Linked DNA regions of Homo sapiens: region 1 is linked to region 2. The links are chromatin loops, found by intact Hi-C in ENCODE. Cell type or tissue: Caco-2. All regions are shown on one strand. Links, peaks and the distances in the headings refer to the core of each region. The heading gives the core; the rest is flanking DNA.

The links. Hi-C counts contacts between places; a loop is a spot of excess contacts. Peaks named below come from ENCODE experiments on the same cell type or tissue, not always from the same donor. Only the 100,000 strongest peaks of a DNase experiment are listed, where the experiment ranks them.
Region 1: it touches region 2 in a loop (7-fold over the local background); 1 of 110 quality-filtered maps calls a loop at or near these places.

The regions. Positions count from the first base shown.
Region 1 is chr4:95,408,147-95,411,071 of GRCh38, reverse strand. All of the region lies in intron 1 of UNC5C (unc-5 netrin receptor C), which reads left to right. All of the region lies in intron 2 of LOC124900736 (a long non-coding RNA gene), which reads right to left. Among named protein-coding and RNA genes, the nearest start is that of UNC5C, 140 kb to the left of the region's middle. In Caco-2, for the core only: no CTCF peak of the experiment used is centred there; a DNase peak (open chromatin) is centred at 1,721.
Region 2 is chr4:95,357,350-95,360,274 of GRCh38, reverse strand. All of the region lies in intron 1 of UNC5C (unc-5 netrin receptor C), which reads left to right. Among named protein-coding and RNA genes, the nearest start is that of UNC5C, 190 kb to the left of the region's middle. In Caco-2, for the core only: no CTCF peak of the experiment used is centred there; a DNase peak (open chromatin) is centred at 1,624.

The sequences.
Region 1 (2,925 bases), core at 258-2,757, 51 kb before region 2:
GATCATCAGCTTCCCCTGCTGAACTCCTGCTAGGTTGACTTGTAGAGACAATTAAACCAAGCATTTGCCAGTTTAGGTGGACATTGTTATTGCAGCATTTGTCCCTTTCCTGACAAATTACATTATTCCTCTGCCCTCCAAACCATTAGAAGGTCCAGAGGGAACCAGGTGGTGGTGAGGAGGGGCTGATCTCACATTTGTCAACCCTGAGGCAGAGCTAGGCTGAGTGTCCAACTCCCTTTGATTCTGTACACTGGGCGAGCAGGGTGGGGGCTTGATTGGGGTAGGATCCACATTTGAATGCTGTCATTTGCTTCTGAGCAGAAGGCCATCATCTCTAGTGTTCAGAGTGAATGTGATGCCCCCAGATCTGTTCAATAATTGCCCTGATTTCTGCCTGAGGCTTGACTTTCTTCTAGCTAAACGCTGCATCCCCTAACACTCTCCCCCAGTACTAACAAAGTGGCTCTTTCATTCTGCTCTGGGCGGTAGCAGCATCTTTTGCCTGCACTTCAGCTCTGAGTCTGATTCAGCATCACAAACTTCCCTTTGTGAGCATCTCTGACTCCACCCTCTTCTCTTCCTCACTGAAAAATAATGGGGTATTTTAGTGAACGCTGAAACATCTGTTGAATTCTAAAGAAGAGGTGGAGTCTTAAATAAATGTGCATAAGTAAGAGAAGGCAGGTAACCCCTTGGGTGAAATCCATTTGTCTTTTTTCCTTTTTTCTTTTCATTAATGAGACTGGGACCTAGTAGGAGGTATCATGCATTTAGAGTGGTACAGGGACATTACAACCCAGTGGATTAGGGCTGGTTTTAGGAACATGCAGATATAATTAAGAGGTGCATCAGTCCAGGACAACAGTGCCTAACTTCTCTGAAAATCAGCGGTGTCATCTGCAAAGAAGAAGGAGTAATACCCTCCTTACAGGCTGGGGTACAAGTATTATATAATACATAGTAAGGTACTAACATGGCATGCTAAACACCCCAAAATCACTAGCAGTCACTATTTTCATTGCCATGGTTGATTTTCTGCTTACACTGTGATCATCTACTATAAGAGGGTAGAGCCATCAGCCCACTGGGAGATTGGGTGTGGAAACATTGGTTTAACGTTAAGTCAGCTGAGCTACACAAAGCCCCTCATTGATGTCAGGCCAGCCCTAGGCGCACATAGAGGCATACAAGAGCAGCACTGCTTATGCCCTGACAGACATTAGCCTCTTGTGACAGGTGAGGAATGGAGCAGAGCAGATCCTCAAACAAGTCAAGAAATAGATAGAATGCTTGTGAATGCAATGAAGAGGAGAAAGGACTGAGATAGGGAATGGTGGGCAGAGTGGGTGCTTGATTTAGTTTGCCTGGTCAATGAGGGCCTGTCCAAGAGACATATCCCCCAACTGGACTCATAGAGGATATTTTTTTTCAGTACCAAAAAATTGTGCCCACCTTCACTAAGTAGTTGTACTTTTAATATCCATTGATTTGAGGATACATAAAGATAAAAGGCAATTGTGAATGCAATAGAAAGCTTTTACACAAGTGTGTATTTTATTCATCAGAGCAACATTAATGCACATTTGAAAAATAGAGTTATACATATGTGTAGGATATATTCTTGATTCCTTCTGAAGATAATGCTGGATTTGAATTTGGAGTTAAGAATGTGGACATTTTAACCTTATCCTGAGTCCCTTGAACTGTTTGATGTCTGCAGGTTGGGAGTGATGGATGAGAGTGCAAAGATTAGACAGGAAATACAAGAGTCCTGAGTCATATTTTCATTTTTTTTCCTAAAGATAAACAAAGAGCAAAGAAGTCATTTACCTCCTTTGAGTCTTTTTTGTCATTGGAATGAGAATAGTAATGCTTGTTATTTAACCTCCTAATGATTGTGTGAGGTGGAACTAATCTGATAGATAGGAAAGTTCTTGCAAAGCGTTTTGAACTATGTGAGGATAAAGCATTGACAGTGGCTTGAAATAAGAGAATCAAATAATCTAGAATATAAGTCAATTGTTATTTAAAAAAACTAACTTGTCAAACTGTGTACTTCACCTGCCTCTTTGTAAATTCGGATCATGGGTAGCTCTGCTAGCATTGGCTATCTCAGTCTGTTCATTTCTCTAAATGATGTGGGTGTGAGTCAAATCATAGGCTCCCAAGTGAAAGGGGGTATTATTCTCAACCCTCTAATCTTCAGGAAGGTTATTCCATGTTATACTTAAGGTTATACTTACATGCTGTAGATCACCCTTATCTCATATTTGAAGAGAAATGTCTTTCTGTCTTTAAAAATCTCTCTTGTATATATTTTCTGCTCTCTTGTGTATAATGTAAACCCAGAAATAAATTTTTACACATTTTTATATTAGAAATATTTCAGTGCCCTAAGCACAAATATTTCAGTGTATTGAAAGGCCAAACTTGATTCTCTTTCTTATTAAACGGTTCAGTGTTCAGTTAGTATATATCAAATAATACTGACTGTGCTGCTTTTTAATACTTGGTAACAAATGCTTTACTATTGAGAGAGGAAGATTTCCCTTAGAAATCTAACATACAGAAGATGAGCAATTCAAAAAGATTCTATAGTTCATCATGTTTTAATATTTTATATTTAGAATGATTGACTCCAAAGACAAAAGCACTAATGAAAACAGACTGAATGCATTTATGTGATACAGAACAGAAAAGGAAAGTTGCAGGTGAAAAATTTTGGTATCTTATAGACAGAGAATTTTAGCTAGACAATCAGAAGTATTTTCATTTCACAGAAGTCTCAAAAATACTTCCAGCCATTTAAAGCACATAGTAGATTAGATATTTCAGAAGCATCTGAATATCCTATGACAATGAAATATGCTTGCTGCATTTTGTATTCAATTTTTATAAAAATCTGCTTTGAAGTCTTTATTG
Region 2 (2,925 bases), core at 157-2,656:
ATAAATATATTGGTTAAATAAATTAGAAAGTAATGCAAATGAAAGAATAATAAGAACATGTCATTGTAATCTCTGAAGAGACCAGTATATATAGCATGTATAAACGTATTGTTGAAAAGGTAACATCTGTATATTTCTCGTTTAGACCTATAACTAATAAATAGATGTTGGTATCTCCTTGGGAAACTCCACAGAGTTTATTATTCATCAGATGGTTCTCTAAGTCTATGTATTGAGTATTTGTCAAGCAAAAAGGGAATGTTTGCTACTTACTAGCTTTATAAACATTGGGCAAGTTAATGGACTTCTCTGTGCCTGTTTTTTAATCTTCAGAATGGCAGTAATGATATTACCCACGGTGCTATTGTGAGAATTAAATGAGGGAAAATATCCAAGTCCTTAGTAGGATACCTGGCATATTGTAAGTGCTTCTTAAGTATTTGTTATTCTTTAAAATATTTTTTTCAATATTGTTACTAACCATAATACTGTTAGAGAATTATTTTCAAAACCAAGCTTTCACATTTTGGGAGGCAGTGTCATGTTTACAGCAGTCAGGCTTACCAAGCCAGAGGTACCTAGATTCCTTTCCTAGCTCTTCTATTAAACAGATGGATAGTCTTGGGACACACTCAAAGTTTCAAAACCCAAGTTTTCATCTAGGAAAAACACAGGGAGCTTTAAAAAGTTGCGTCCCAGAGGGTAGCTGAAAAATGAGAAGGTAATATTATTAAATAATGTAGAAAAATGGCTTCATAAAGAAAACTTCTCTCACCTTTTTTTTTTTTAGAAACAGTATAGGTAGCAATTATTAAACTGAGAAAACACTTCTCTAGTTTAACAAATGATGCTGAAGCTTGTCGTTAAATCTCATCCAATTTTTTTTGCCCTAGAGCTGAACACCTTTGGCCAACAAAAGAAGTTACATGCCTGATTCTTAAATTTGTAAACAAATAAAACATTATTTTCTGTTTATTTGTACAATGTAGAAGTAGGTCTAAAGTAATTGGCAACTTGGCAAGTTTTTATTTTATCTCAACAGTGAAAATACTTAAGCCATGGCATAGCCCCAGACTTAATTTCTTATATCATTCAATCTTCACTTTTGTCTTCTGATAAATGGATACTAGCTACTTAATTCTTAAATCCAATATGATTTCCAAAACAAACTTATTGGGCATGACTTCAACTATACTGGTTGGTTAATCTTTTACTTTTGATGTAGAATTTAATTACAGACCTCAAATATAACTACCTCCAAATACAACATGAAATCTTAAAACTTTAACTGCCTTTAAGCATAGCCAGAGTCCTTGGAACTTTTTATTTATCTGCAGACTTCTACAGAATAACAGTTTCATGGCTGTGGAAACATTTGTCATATTTCAAAATCTAGTCTTTATCTGTGGCCCTAAAGTAGATTTAGGTCTTGCAAGATTTTTTTATCTTATAAAAATAGCTCACTTCTTTCAACTTCATGTAAAGATTGCAGGCTGGGCTAAAGTGACAAAGAATGCCTTAAGGGGAACTTTGAATGAATAACTTTAAAGGAAACTATTTTCACCAAAGACTTGTCCAGATTTAATTAGTTATGAGGGTCAAAGGGAGGGAGAAAAGGCCAGAAGCCTGAAGGGATTGCCAGAGTAAAATGTTAAGGAGAAGTGAGGACTCACGTGGAGAAGGAAGTGTAGCCACTTGAAGTTTTAATAATTTTGTGACCTGGTGTCAAGTATTGTGATTTCTAAGGGCAGGAGAGGTAAAAATGTGAAATATTAACCAGCACTGTTCATTGCTAGAGGTGACTCATACCCTTACCATCTTCTTCAGTATATTGGGTATATTATCCTTCAAAATAATAAATTTTGGAAGAATGTCATTTGCTCCATCAAAAAGGATGAAATAAATGTGGTTTATAATGAACATTTTCTCTCAACAGAGTTAACACTCTTCTTGCAAAGCCACAAAAAAATGAATTCTATCACATGCCACAAGGAAACTATGATTTTAAAAAAGGACACACATGGATCTAGAATTGATCTACTTTAAGCTAAAGGTAGAAACTGCATTAATAAGGATTGTGATGCTTTTTTGTTTTTGTTGTAAAACACCTGCCAAAATTTTGGTACCATGTAAACATTACCAAAGCCATAAATGTGCAGTGGTGTTTTTTTTGTTGCTTGTTTTTTTGTAAATATTGTATGATGGTAGCTTATACTAAACATAGTAGGTCAGCAGTTGGCACATAATTGGTTTATGATAGCACCAAGTTTGTAAGGGATGGATCAAGTGAGGCAGAGTATTTATTTAAAAAGCAGTAGTCAAGACACAGAACATGTATAGCATTATCCCATTTATCTGTTTTTGAACACTGTATGTGATTCACACACACACACACATTCATTCTTTACTGTAAAATTTTAGCTACTAACATATGTTACTATTAGTGTTTTTTGTGGTTGTCATTTTTGTTTTTGTTTTTGTTTTGAGACAGGGCCCTGCTCTGTCACCCAGGATGGAGTACAGTGGCTTGATCATGCTTACTACAGCCTCAACCTCCTGGGCTCAAGTGATCCCTTCACCTCAGGCTTCCCAGTAGCTGAGACCACAGGCATGCACCACCAAACCTGGCTATTTCTTCCTTTTTTTAATTTTTTGTAGAGACAGAGGTCTTGCTATGTTGATCAGGCTGACCTCGAACTGCTGGGCTCAAGCGATCCTCTGGCCTCAGCCTCCCAAAGTGCTGGGATTACAGGCATGAGACAACAGGCCTGGACAGTATTTTAGTTTTTTAATAATAGCTTTTTAATAAGGAACATGTAACAGCATAAAAAAAATGCAAGGCCAGGTGCAATGGTGCACGCCTGTAATCCCAGCACTTTGGGAGGCTGAGGAGGGTGGCTTGAGGCCGAGTTTGAGACCAGCCTG